Linked DNA regions of Homo sapiens: regions 2 and 3 are each linked to region 1. The links are chromatin contacts, found by Hi-C or POLR2A ChIA-PET in ENCODE. All regions are on one chromosome and are shown on one strand. Each heading gives the region's core, a stretch centred on a gene start or an enhancer-like site at or near the end of the contact. The rest is flanking DNA. Distances are from core to core; before and after follow the strand shown. Region 1 overlaps LDLRAD4 (low density lipoprotein receptor class A domain containing 4). Region 2 overlaps LDLRAD4 (low density lipoprotein receptor class A domain containing 4). Region 3 overlaps LDLRAD4 (low density lipoprotein receptor class A domain containing 4).

Region 1 (3,298 bases), core at 269-2,768:
CACTGCTCAGAATGTTTGGGAATTACCTTCAGGTTTTGGGGTTATTTTTAAGTGACAAGATCTCACTTTGTTGCGCAGGCTGGAGTATAGTGGCATGATCATAACTCACTGCAGCCTCGAACATTTAGGCTCAACTGATCCCCCTGCCTCAGCCTCCTGCGTAGCTGTGACTATAGGCACGCGCAACCATGCCTGGCTAATTTTTAAATTTTTTGTAGAGACAAGATCTCACTGTGTTGCCCAGGCTGGTCTTGAACTCCTTGCCTCAAACGATCTTCCCACTTCAGCCTCCCAAAGTGCTAGGATTACAGGCCTGAGCCACTGCACCTGACTGGGTTGTTTTTATTTGTTTGTTTGTTTTTTTAATCAAGGGAAATTTTTTAAAAGCTTCTCCACAATGGCAAATCTTCCTTTGCAAAGAGCAAATAGTTTTGCTCTTGGGGATAGATTTGATTTTTGGTACCAGCCAAAATCCATTTAGAGTTAAGTCTTGTTCATTATATGGGTGATCAAACCAAATGATACAATTTTGGTGCAAAGGCAAGCACGACTCAATTAGTGAGACTGACGTCCGAGTTACAAACTGATCTGTAGAGAAAGGTCAGGAAGGACCCACAGCAAACTGACAGCTGTGCCTGGGAAGGAAGTAAGGACAAAGGAACACTGATCTGTGCAGTAAAACTTTTATGGTAAGAATGTATTCATGTATTACCTTTGCAATTACAAAACATCCTCTGATCATGTAAACTGATGCTAAAGGCAGTAATGTTCTGGGCATCTATAGACTCCCAGAGTAATTCATTTGAACATGGTTTCTATGGTGGCTAAAATAATAATTTTAAATAAAATGTATGAACATTTTTATCAACAAATTTATAGTAATCTTTTAAATATATAAGGTATTAGCATTAATAATCTAATAGTAAAATCTGTTGGTTTATTTTTTGCTTAGTCCTTGAAAGTTGGTGTGGTTTGTTCTGAAAAAAAAAAAGAGAAGAAGATTAAAAATTATCTTAATGATCATAACTCTGGGTGGCCCCTGTTGGGGAGGCTCACCAGGCTGGGGTCTGGCTCTTGGCAAAGCCCCAGCAGCTCTGTGACCTTGGGTGAAGGTCACAGAAAATCCCCTCTGAGCTCTGACTTCTTCTCACATGTGAGACGAGGCAACTGGTGCTGAAATCAGGATGATGCCTGCCTGGATCTTGTGTGGTTCCACATTTTCCTGCTGCCTGGAACTTTCTCATTCCCAGGCTGATTCCTCTTGAAGTCCGATTGCTCACTAACCCCAGCACCAAGCTGGGAGAGGCACCTCATATTGCTTTTCCCCGCTAGCCCATTGCATTGTCCCAGAAATAGAAAGGATTCCCTTCCTTTTCTTCCAGCAGACCTTCCTAGATGATTTGTCTTTTCTCTTAAGGGACGTGCCCTAGATTGAGCAGAGTTGGGGGATCTTGAATCTGAGAAGTCTGATGATGGATTCCCCAGGAGGAAGAAAGGGGGAGGTGCAGTCTCTGACAGCCAGGGGTACTGGCCTCACATCCAGGCTGTGACTGCCATCTAGAGTGGAAAGGACGGTAGTGATAAAATATCAGGATGGTGGAGAGGCTGCATGAAAAAAGGGAGAAAACAGGGAAAATTGATTTTATCAGAAGGCAAAGGTGTTGCTGAATATCCAAAGATCAATTTCACCTCTTCTTTGAAATTCTCACTGTGGAACAGGGGAAAAATAGATTTCCAACTATTTGAGGCCATAAAATACATTCATTCACTGGGAGGTTAGCCCTTGGGTAGAATCAGAATACCCAGCAGTAGTCTTGCTTTACCGCAGACTGACCGAGGTGCCTAGAGAGGAATATGCCCTCTGTCCTCAGTTTCCCCCCATCTAAAATGAGGGATAACTGGCTTCATTCGGAGGCCTTCAATCTGTATCTTGCCATGAAGAACAGTAAGAAATACATTTTATATCACAACACAAAAGCCTCCTATAATGCAATTAAGGCAGAGGTTTTACAAAACAATACTTACAGTGTGCTCAGATCATTTCTGTTCTGTTTCAGTTTTTGGAATGCTGGCTGTGACCCACTTAAATGGATTTTCCAGCTCTCTAAGAGGCTGCAAAGCACATGGTGGAAAACACTGTGTTCAGTGCTCTCCCTGGTTGTTTCCAGTCCCCACATCTGATCATTCCTGGGGTCCTCTGTGTGTGTGTGGAAAGGAGAGTGTAGCTGAGAGCATAAGCCCAGCAGGGTTCGGGCGTGGTGTGGCCTTGCACACGTGGACGCATGGCAGCAGGCGACAGCCCATGGTGCAGCACAAGGGAACCCTCAGTAAGTCATGGCTGCAGACGACTGTCCTTTAATAATATGAGATGTACTGGTTGGAAGAAAAATGATCCAATAAATACAGAAATGAAAAGGATTATAAAATAGTGCTACGAACAATTGTATGCAAACCAATTGGATAACCTAGATGAAATGAAAAGATATTAGAAACAGCCTACCAAGACTGAATCATGAAGAAATAGAAAATCTTAATAGATCTATAGCTAGTAAGGAGATTGAACCAATGGTCTAAAATCTCCAACCTGGACCACATGGCTTCAGTGGTGAATTCTACCAAACATTTAAAGAATTGACATCAATCCTTCTTAAACTTCTAGAAATTTCAAGAGGTGGGAACACTTCCTAACTCATTATGAGATGAGGCCAGCATTCCTGATACCAAAGCCAGACAAAGACACAGCAGAAAAAGATAACCATAGACTAATATTTCTTATAAATATTGATGCAAAAGTCCTCAACAAAATACTAGCAAACTAAATTCAGCAGTATATTAAAAGGGTTATACTGGCTGCGCACAGTGACTCACACCTGTAATCCCAGCACTTTGGGAGGCTAAGGGAGGCAGATTACTTGAGGTCAGGAGTTCGAGACCAGCCTGGCCAACATGGTGAAACCTGTCACTACTAAAAATACGAAAATTAACCAGGCATGGGGGCACGCACCTGCAATCCCAACTACTCGGGAGGCTGAGGCAGGAGAATCACTTGACCCCGGGAGGCGGAGGTTGCAGTGACCTGAGATCGTGCCACTGTACTCCAGCCTGGAAGACAGAGCGAGACTCTGTCTCAAAAATAATAATAATACTAAATAAAAATTAAATTTAAAAAAGTAAAAGGATTATACATCATCAACAAGTGGGGGATTTATTCCCAGAAGGCAAGGATGGTTCCATACATGAAATTCAGTCAGTGTCATACACTACATTAACAGAATGAAGTTGGGGGTCCCAAACTTCA
Region 2 (3,573 bases), core at 542-3,041, 130 kb before region 1:
CCGTGGACACTGGAGAATCCTTCTTGACACACGTGTCCCACTGTGGACACTGGAGAATCCTTCTCGCCACACACGTCCCACTGTGGACACTGGAGAATCCTTCTCCCCACACACGTCCTGCTGTGGACACTGGAGAATCCTTCTTGCCACACGTGTCCCACTGTGGACACTGGAGAATCCTTTTCCCCACACACGTCCTGCTGTGGACACTGGAGAATCCTTCTTGCCACACGTGTCCCACTGTGGACACTGGAGAATCCTTCTGCCCACACACATCCCGCCGTGGACACTGGAGAATCCTTCTCCCCACACACGTCCCGCCGTGGACACTGGAGAATCCTCCCCACACATGTCCCCAGCCGTAGACACTGGAGAATCCTTCTCGCCACACACGTCCCGCCGTGGACACTGGAGAATCCTTCTCGCCACACACGTCCCACCGTGGACACCGGAGAATCCTTCTCGCCATACATGTCCTGCTGTGGACACTGGAGAATCCATCTCCACACACGTCCCGCCGTGGACACTGGAGAATCCTTCTTGCCACACACGTCCTGCCGTGGACACCGGAGAATCCTTCTCGCCATACACATCCCGCCGTGGACACTGGAGAATCCTTCTCACCACACACGTCCCGCCGTGGACTCTGGAGAATCCTTCTACTCACACACACGTCGCGCCGTGGACACTGGAGAATCCTTCTACTCACACACATCCCGCTGTGGATACTGGAGAATCCTTCTCGCCACACACTTCCCACCGTGGACACTGGAGAATCCTTCTCGCCACACACGTCCTTTCGTGGACACTGGAGAATCCTTCTACTCACACACGTCCCGCCATGGATACTGGAGAATCCTTGCCACACACGTCCTGCCGTGGACACTGGAGAATCCTTCTCGCCACACACTTCCCACCATGGACACTGGAGAATCCTTCTCGCCACACACGTCCTGCCGTGGACACTGGAGAATCCTTCTACTCACACACGTCCCGCCGTGGATACTGGAGAATCCTTCTTGCCACACACGTCCCGCCGTGGACACTGGAGAATCCTTCTCGCCACACACTTCCCACCGTGGACACTGGAGAATCCTTCTCGCCACACACATCCTGCCGTGGACACTGGAGAATCCTTCTACTCACACACGTCCCGCTGTGGATACTGGAGAATCCTTCTCGCCGCACACGTCCTGCCATGGACACCGGAGAATCCATCTCCACACATGTCCCGCCGTGGACACTGGAGAATCCTTTTTGCCACACACGTCCAGCCGTGGACACTGGAGAATCCATCTCCACACACGTATCCTGCTGTGGACACTGGAGAATCCTTCTGCCCACACACGTCCTGCTGTGAAAACCTCCACGCTCCCTTTCCGTTTTTGCTCTCAGCTGTCCTTCCAGTATGCTGCTTGGGTCAAGCAGCCGCATCTCCACTGTCCTAATGACAAAAGACACCAGCACTGTCTCACTTCCTTTCCTCCTCCTCTCCAGAGTGTTACCTTCCTGATTGACAGGGACTTTCGGTTTTCTATTTAGAAGCACATGTTTGGTGCAGACATGTTGTCCAAGACTTGACATTGGGAAATGTTGGGAATAATCTGAAACTCCTTACAATGTGATGTTTTGGTGATTAAAAAAAAATGTTTAGGAAAGGTTGCTAGGCTTTAAAAATATATATATTTTGCTAACCTCATGGAGTCACTGTGCAGACCCTCTCAGCAGCTAGCCAGGCTGGCCTGGCCCTGACGGCCCGGGAATAGCAGCTGTCTTGTGACTTCCCACAGCAGGCACATTGCGTCGTCTCTCAAAGTCCCTCCTCTGGAGCGCCTCCTCTGCCCGTGGGGCTGTGCGGGACAGTGGCCGCGTCTCTGTCTCATTGCAGGACAGCACTGGGTCTTAGGTGCTTTTTCATGTTGTCCACACCTAACGCTGCTGCTCCCCGGGGCCCAGTTTTGAAACTGCCCTTTGGCATCATGCTTTCCCGCCCCTCCTGGGAGCAGCGCCTGTGGGAGGGCAGCGTTATTCCCAGCTCCTCAGAGAGGAGACCACATCCATGGCAGTGTGTGACTGTCCCTTTCGGCGGTCCTTTGTGAAGCCCGCGGGAAGTTCTGCATTCAGTTCCTGACTCCCAGAAAAACGTCCTGTCTTTTGAACTGAAAGGAGGCTGATGTCAGAGCCTCGTTGAGTAACAATGGAGAAAATCTACATCAGAGGAAAGAAGCCCTGAGCTGCTTTAAATGCTTCTGTAAGATGATATGCCACAACACGAATGTGGATTGTTGACAGTAACCACAGAGACGAGATCATCGAGGGAACCAGCTGGGAGTTTGTGAGGCCATAAAACACATCATCAAAAATATGGTGAAGCAAATTCAGAATTGGTTTTTAGAAAGGAGAAGGAACCATTGGCAATCTGACCCATAAATTATTCTACATTTTCAAATATTATAACTAGGAAGGTCGCTTCAAGGAGCCTTCAAGCCCCTCATGCCCACCCGCCCCAAACCCATTGTCACTGCTAGGTCCCAGATTTACAGCCACCTGGAGAGGAAGTTGCAGGGGGTCTCTGTGCAGCTGAGGATGATGGAAGGGATTGCAGAAGGCTGGTGCTGTAACTGTTGTTAGCGGGAGATTGAGGCCGGGGGGTGGAGTAGGGGCTACTTTCTTCCCCCTGCACCTGCTATCATGATTTCAGCAAAACCTTGCCTTTCTCCTCTTCAATCTTAAATAGGTACAGTGGCTGAGTATTAATATTAATGAGCATAATAACAATAATAAAACTGGCAGTAGCATCAAATGAATGTGGTCTCCTGCAGTAGAAATATTTACCCGATGTGTCCTGCCAGTGAGAGAGATTTTGGCATTAAACCTAGACATTACCTCATCCTCCTGGGCAGACAGCCGATTGCCATGCTAAGCAAGTCTGCGCCGAGAAGAGCTGAGTACCTGCCGACGGCTGCATGGCCCAGACCCCAGGGAACACAGTTTCCTTGAGCCTGTCTGTCTGTCTGTCTGTCTGGGTCTCACCCTTAATTCCTTTCTTTCTCTTTCCCTCCTCCGGAGGTTGGCATTGTGTATTTTCAAATTGTGTTGCTTTTTTTTTTTGCAGAATCTTGTAGGGTGTGTTGTGAAAAGTCTGCCAGCCAGGTGGGTGGGTATTATTAATAATCCATAGAAACCCAAGGGGTCCGGAGTGAGAGGAGAAACATGACGTGCCTGTGTGTGCACAGGACGCCTGACACTCGCTCACACACGCATGTCCCTCTCTCTGAGAGCCAGGGAATGGGGTGGGGGTTGGTTTGGTTTAATGCATGATAAAAACAGGGGCATTCTGTAATAACAGAGCTTTCATTTCAAGATTCTTAACAACTAAAATAATATTTTGAAACATTTGGAATTGTACTAGAAATGTGTGTTTGATATGTTCAACCTAAGAAAACATCACACTTAAAATGCTTTTACTCCACTGGCTTCAGACCTCTTTGAAATTGGTGCCTACACAGCTGAGAAGTCCGGGTAGGTGCCGTAGGCAAATTGAGGGGAGAAAGTGACATCTTGTGTAACGCT
Region 3 (3,184 bases), core at 194-2,693, 250 kb before region 1:
TGTGAAATATTTAGAAAAAATGTGTACGTTTGATCCTCAACCACGTGGAATTTGCTTTTACCTTTTAGAGAAATCACACTTGGAGGTGATGTCATGTGTCCCTGATAATTACACGTAAATGTTGGCTGTTTTGTTACCTTCTGACCCACATAGGTCGTCTCTTGGGATAGCACAGGTAGCAGAGGATGCTGCAGAGGCCAGAGCCCTCCCAGCCCTGACCCCACACAGGCTCCTATGGAGGCCGGAGCCCTCTCAGCCCTGACCCCACACAGTCTCCTGTGGAGGCCAGAGCTGGGTCATGGACTGCAGGCTGCCGATGGGAGCAAGCTCTCATGCAGGAGTGGCTGTCTGTCCATTGTTGGTCTGTGGAGAAGGTTCTAGAGCCAAAGAACCTGGAGTCTAGAATCTCACTAATTAGATGTGGTCCCCAGCAGCATCAGCATCCCCTGGGAGCTGGTTGGAAATGCAGCCTCTTGGGCCCTGCCCCGGACCTGCTGAACCGAATCTGCAGTCACCACATCCCCGGAATTTGCAGGCACCTTAATCTCAGGAAGCTCTGGTCTGGATCTTCGCTTTCCCAGAACAGCCGTGCATCAGAATCACCTTTGGAGCTGATGAGACACTGCAGAGTCCTGCCCCAGCCCCGACAGATAGTGATTCAATTGGTCTGGGGTGATTCTGCCACCCAGCCAGGAGTGGGACCCGTGCTCTGAAATGGTCATCCCTGTTGGCTGAGGGGCGATTGAGAAGGCCAGCACCTGCTAGGTGTGTGTCTGGAAGTCTGCAGCAGCTTCAATTACACAGCCCAGCTGCTGGGAGCCTCATCTTTAGGACTCTATCCCCAAGTGGACATCTTATTCCTAAAGAGCACCCCAGGCCCTGGACCTGTGTGTAGGTGCCGTCTGCAGCCCCATGACGGGGATGGAGATTTGCAGGCGTCTAGCCACCCAGCCTCCACTCCCTTCCCTTCCTGTTCCCATGGAAACAGATTGCGGGAACACTGGGCATGGTGCTATCTTTACCCGGTTTTTGGCGATCTGAGGTCTGTTTCCATGGGAACTAGAAGGGAAGGGGACGGTAGTGGAGCAGCTAGACTGCTTTTAGATTTTGATGGCAGCCTCTGTGCTCACTGTAAAACCTGCTTTGCCCAAGTTTACCTCTAGGCCAGGGGTCCGTGCAGCTCTGAATGCAGCCAGGACTCATCTGGAGGAGAGGCCGGTGGAAAAGGAGGAGAAAAGGAGGAGGTCTGAAAATATCCTTGAAAATGCCAGTCATTCCCTTTTCCTCCAGGAAGCCATTTTTAGGTGTTGGTATAAGTTATTTAAATGCCATCTTTAGTTATTATTTCTTGTATGGTTTTATTGAACATAATAACATGTTTTTATTCAAAGGAAGTGAGGAGATGAGTCATTTCGATAGGAGTGATGTCTCCGACGTGGGGAATCCCTGTGGCTCGGCAGTGCGAGTGAGTCACAGCTGGCTCTGTGTGTTGGGCTGGAAATGAGGGCCTGCTGGGTCAGGGCAGGGCCGAAGCTGAGTGAGATGGGGAGGCTTGGGTTGGTGGTAAGGACAAAGTAAAGTGATGCTGACCTATTTAAGTATTTGAAGATGAAAAGCTAAATTCTAATCTAAGCAGGCCCTGGCCTGAGTGAATGCTCTGAGTGTTCAGTTATGGAGTGGAGTTTACTGGGGCAATCATGGTGCTCTGCTTTTCCCTCCCTTCCCTCTGTACAGTCAGGGAACAGCACCCTCTTCCTCCCTGCCAGGGAGCCTGCACCTGGTGGGAGGCCTTCTCCTCCTCGTTTCCTCCCGCCCGCCAGCGCCTTGCTCTTCAACACTGGTCTTGTCCACCGGCGTATGTGTGTTTCCCGATTTCAAGTGTATTTGTTAATTATCTAGTTTTTAAGTAAAAATAGAGGGTAGTTTTGGTGATTGCCTGGGGTATTGGGGATATTTGGGGAGCAGTGGCCCAGATTATCTTGGTGAAAGTGGCAGCAGCTTACTTTCCTTGGAGGAGTGAAATCAAGTCCTCGTTCTTGCCGTTTGAGGGAACTGTGTTCACTTCATCAGACTCTGGGAGGGAGGGTAGGCACGAGGTTGCTGTCTGTTGCGGGAAAGCTGCCCCTCCCTGCCTGTCCTCCCAGGCTGTGCGGGCACTGGCCTCTGTCTGAAGAAATGTGCTTAGGTCTCCATGCAGAGTAGGGGTTGGAATAAATCGATTCCTACTTGTCAACTCCAGTGGGGAAGGGAATAAATAAGGGCCAGATTCTGAGAGGGAAAAAGAAAAATCTAAAGAAGACATGACTTTCCGTGCAGAGGAAGTTGGCGGTCAGGCTGGCGCGGCCCACGGTCGCTTAGATCATGAAAGGCCTCTCAGAGCCTGTGCATCCCCATGAACAGCGGCGTCAGCTGCCAAGCATGGCAGTTATATTCCCTCTTGCCAGCGGCATCCTGTGGTTTTCTCTGGTGGATCCCAGGAATTCTCCTGCCTGGATCTGACGGTGGACATATAAGACAGACAGATCCTTTCAGCATCAGGTATACACAGGGGCTTCTTCTGCGGGTGAGGGCACAGCTCAGGATGAGACGGCTCCTGCAGTTGCCGATCAGTGCCTCTGAAGCCCAGCAAACTCAGCACACCCTCGGCGTCCGGTGCTGTGGAAGACTGCTCTATCACACGCGGTTCCAGAGGGGCCAGTTCTGTCTTCCAGGAGGGCACGTATCTTTACCGCTGCCTGGGCTGCCTGGCGGGATACATGGTACCTGTCTGTGGTGCTTTCCCCATGAATAACCCTCACTTGCTTTTCCTGTGTGAGAGCACACGCACGGGCCTTCGTTACCAAGGCAGTGGAAATTGGTCTAATGAACTCTTTCTGCCTGGCCGGAGGCCTCCAGAACACAGCGGTGGGGTTTGTGGCCCCATTAGTTAGAGACCAGGCAGCCTTCCCCTGGGTTCTCTGCCCTCTGTGACAGCTGCTCCTGGGGACAGATGCACTTTCACATCCTGCCTCGCCTGGCCTTGCAGGAAGTCAGGAAGCTCTCTCAGTGCTCCCTGAAGGTGCATCGAGTCGGGACTACCCGTCAGAAGGCTTAGTGTGCCGGGCCCCGCAGGTGGCATTTGATGTGTGTCACACCCAAGAGCTCCTCTGTCACACTCTTGGGTCTGCTCACTGCCGGTAACATC

What was found. Hi-C counts contacts between places; a loop is a spot of excess contacts on that map. ChIA-PET counts read pairs that join two places held with the same protein, here RNA polymerase II (POLR2A). Pooled maps may share reads with other maps.
Region 2: a pooled map shows a loop between it and region 1 (4-fold over the local background). The contact joins two enhancer-like sites. A Hi-C loop is called at or near these places in 6 of 50 pooled maps. POLR2A ChIA-PET finds 5 or more read pairs at or near these places in 2 of 52 experiments (CD4-positive, alpha-beta T cell and PC-3).
Region 3: a loop to region 1 is called in a map of sigmoid colon, with 4 times the contacts of the local background. The contact joins two enhancer-like sites. A Hi-C loop is called at or near these places in 3 of 168 maps with a recorded cell type or tissue (chondrocyte, sigmoid colon and transverse colon), 1 of 37 single-sample maps with no recorded cell type and 11 of 50 pooled maps. POLR2A ChIA-PET finds 5 or more read pairs at or near these places in 1 of 52 experiments (activated CD8-positive, alpha-beta T cell).

What each region holds. Positions count from the first base shown.
Region 1 is chr18:13,628,798-13,632,095 of GRCh38, forward strand. The region is part of intron 5 of LDLRAD4 (low density lipoprotein receptor class A domain containing 4); the gene reads left to right. Among named protein-coding and RNA genes, the nearest start is that of MIR4526, 19 kb to the left of the region's middle. Within about 2 kb of position 1,519, at least 5 of the 41 ENCODE cell types and tissues checked have a DNase peak (open chromatin) inside an H3K27ac peak, as active enhancers do.
Region 2 is chr18:13,498,485-13,502,057 of GRCh38, forward strand. All of the region lies in intron 4 of LDLRAD4 (low density lipoprotein receptor class A domain containing 4), which reads left to right. Among named protein-coding and RNA genes, the nearest start is that of LDLRAD4-AS3, 29 kb to the left of the region's middle. RefSeq lists an enhancer at 1,756-2,413. Within about 2 kb of position 1,792, at least 15 of the 41 ENCODE cell types and tissues checked have a DNase peak (open chromatin) inside an H3K27ac peak, as active enhancers do.
Region 3 is chr18:13,374,013-13,377,196 of GRCh38, forward strand. All of the region lies in intron 2 of LDLRAD4 (low density lipoprotein receptor class A domain containing 4), which reads left to right. Among named protein-coding and RNA genes, the nearest start is that of LDLRAD4-AS1, 52 kb to the right of the region's middle. RefSeq lists enhancers at 1,106-2,305, 1,306-1,435. Within about 2 kb of position 1,444, at least 18 of the 41 ENCODE cell types and tissues checked have a DNase peak (open chromatin) inside an H3K27ac peak, as active enhancers do.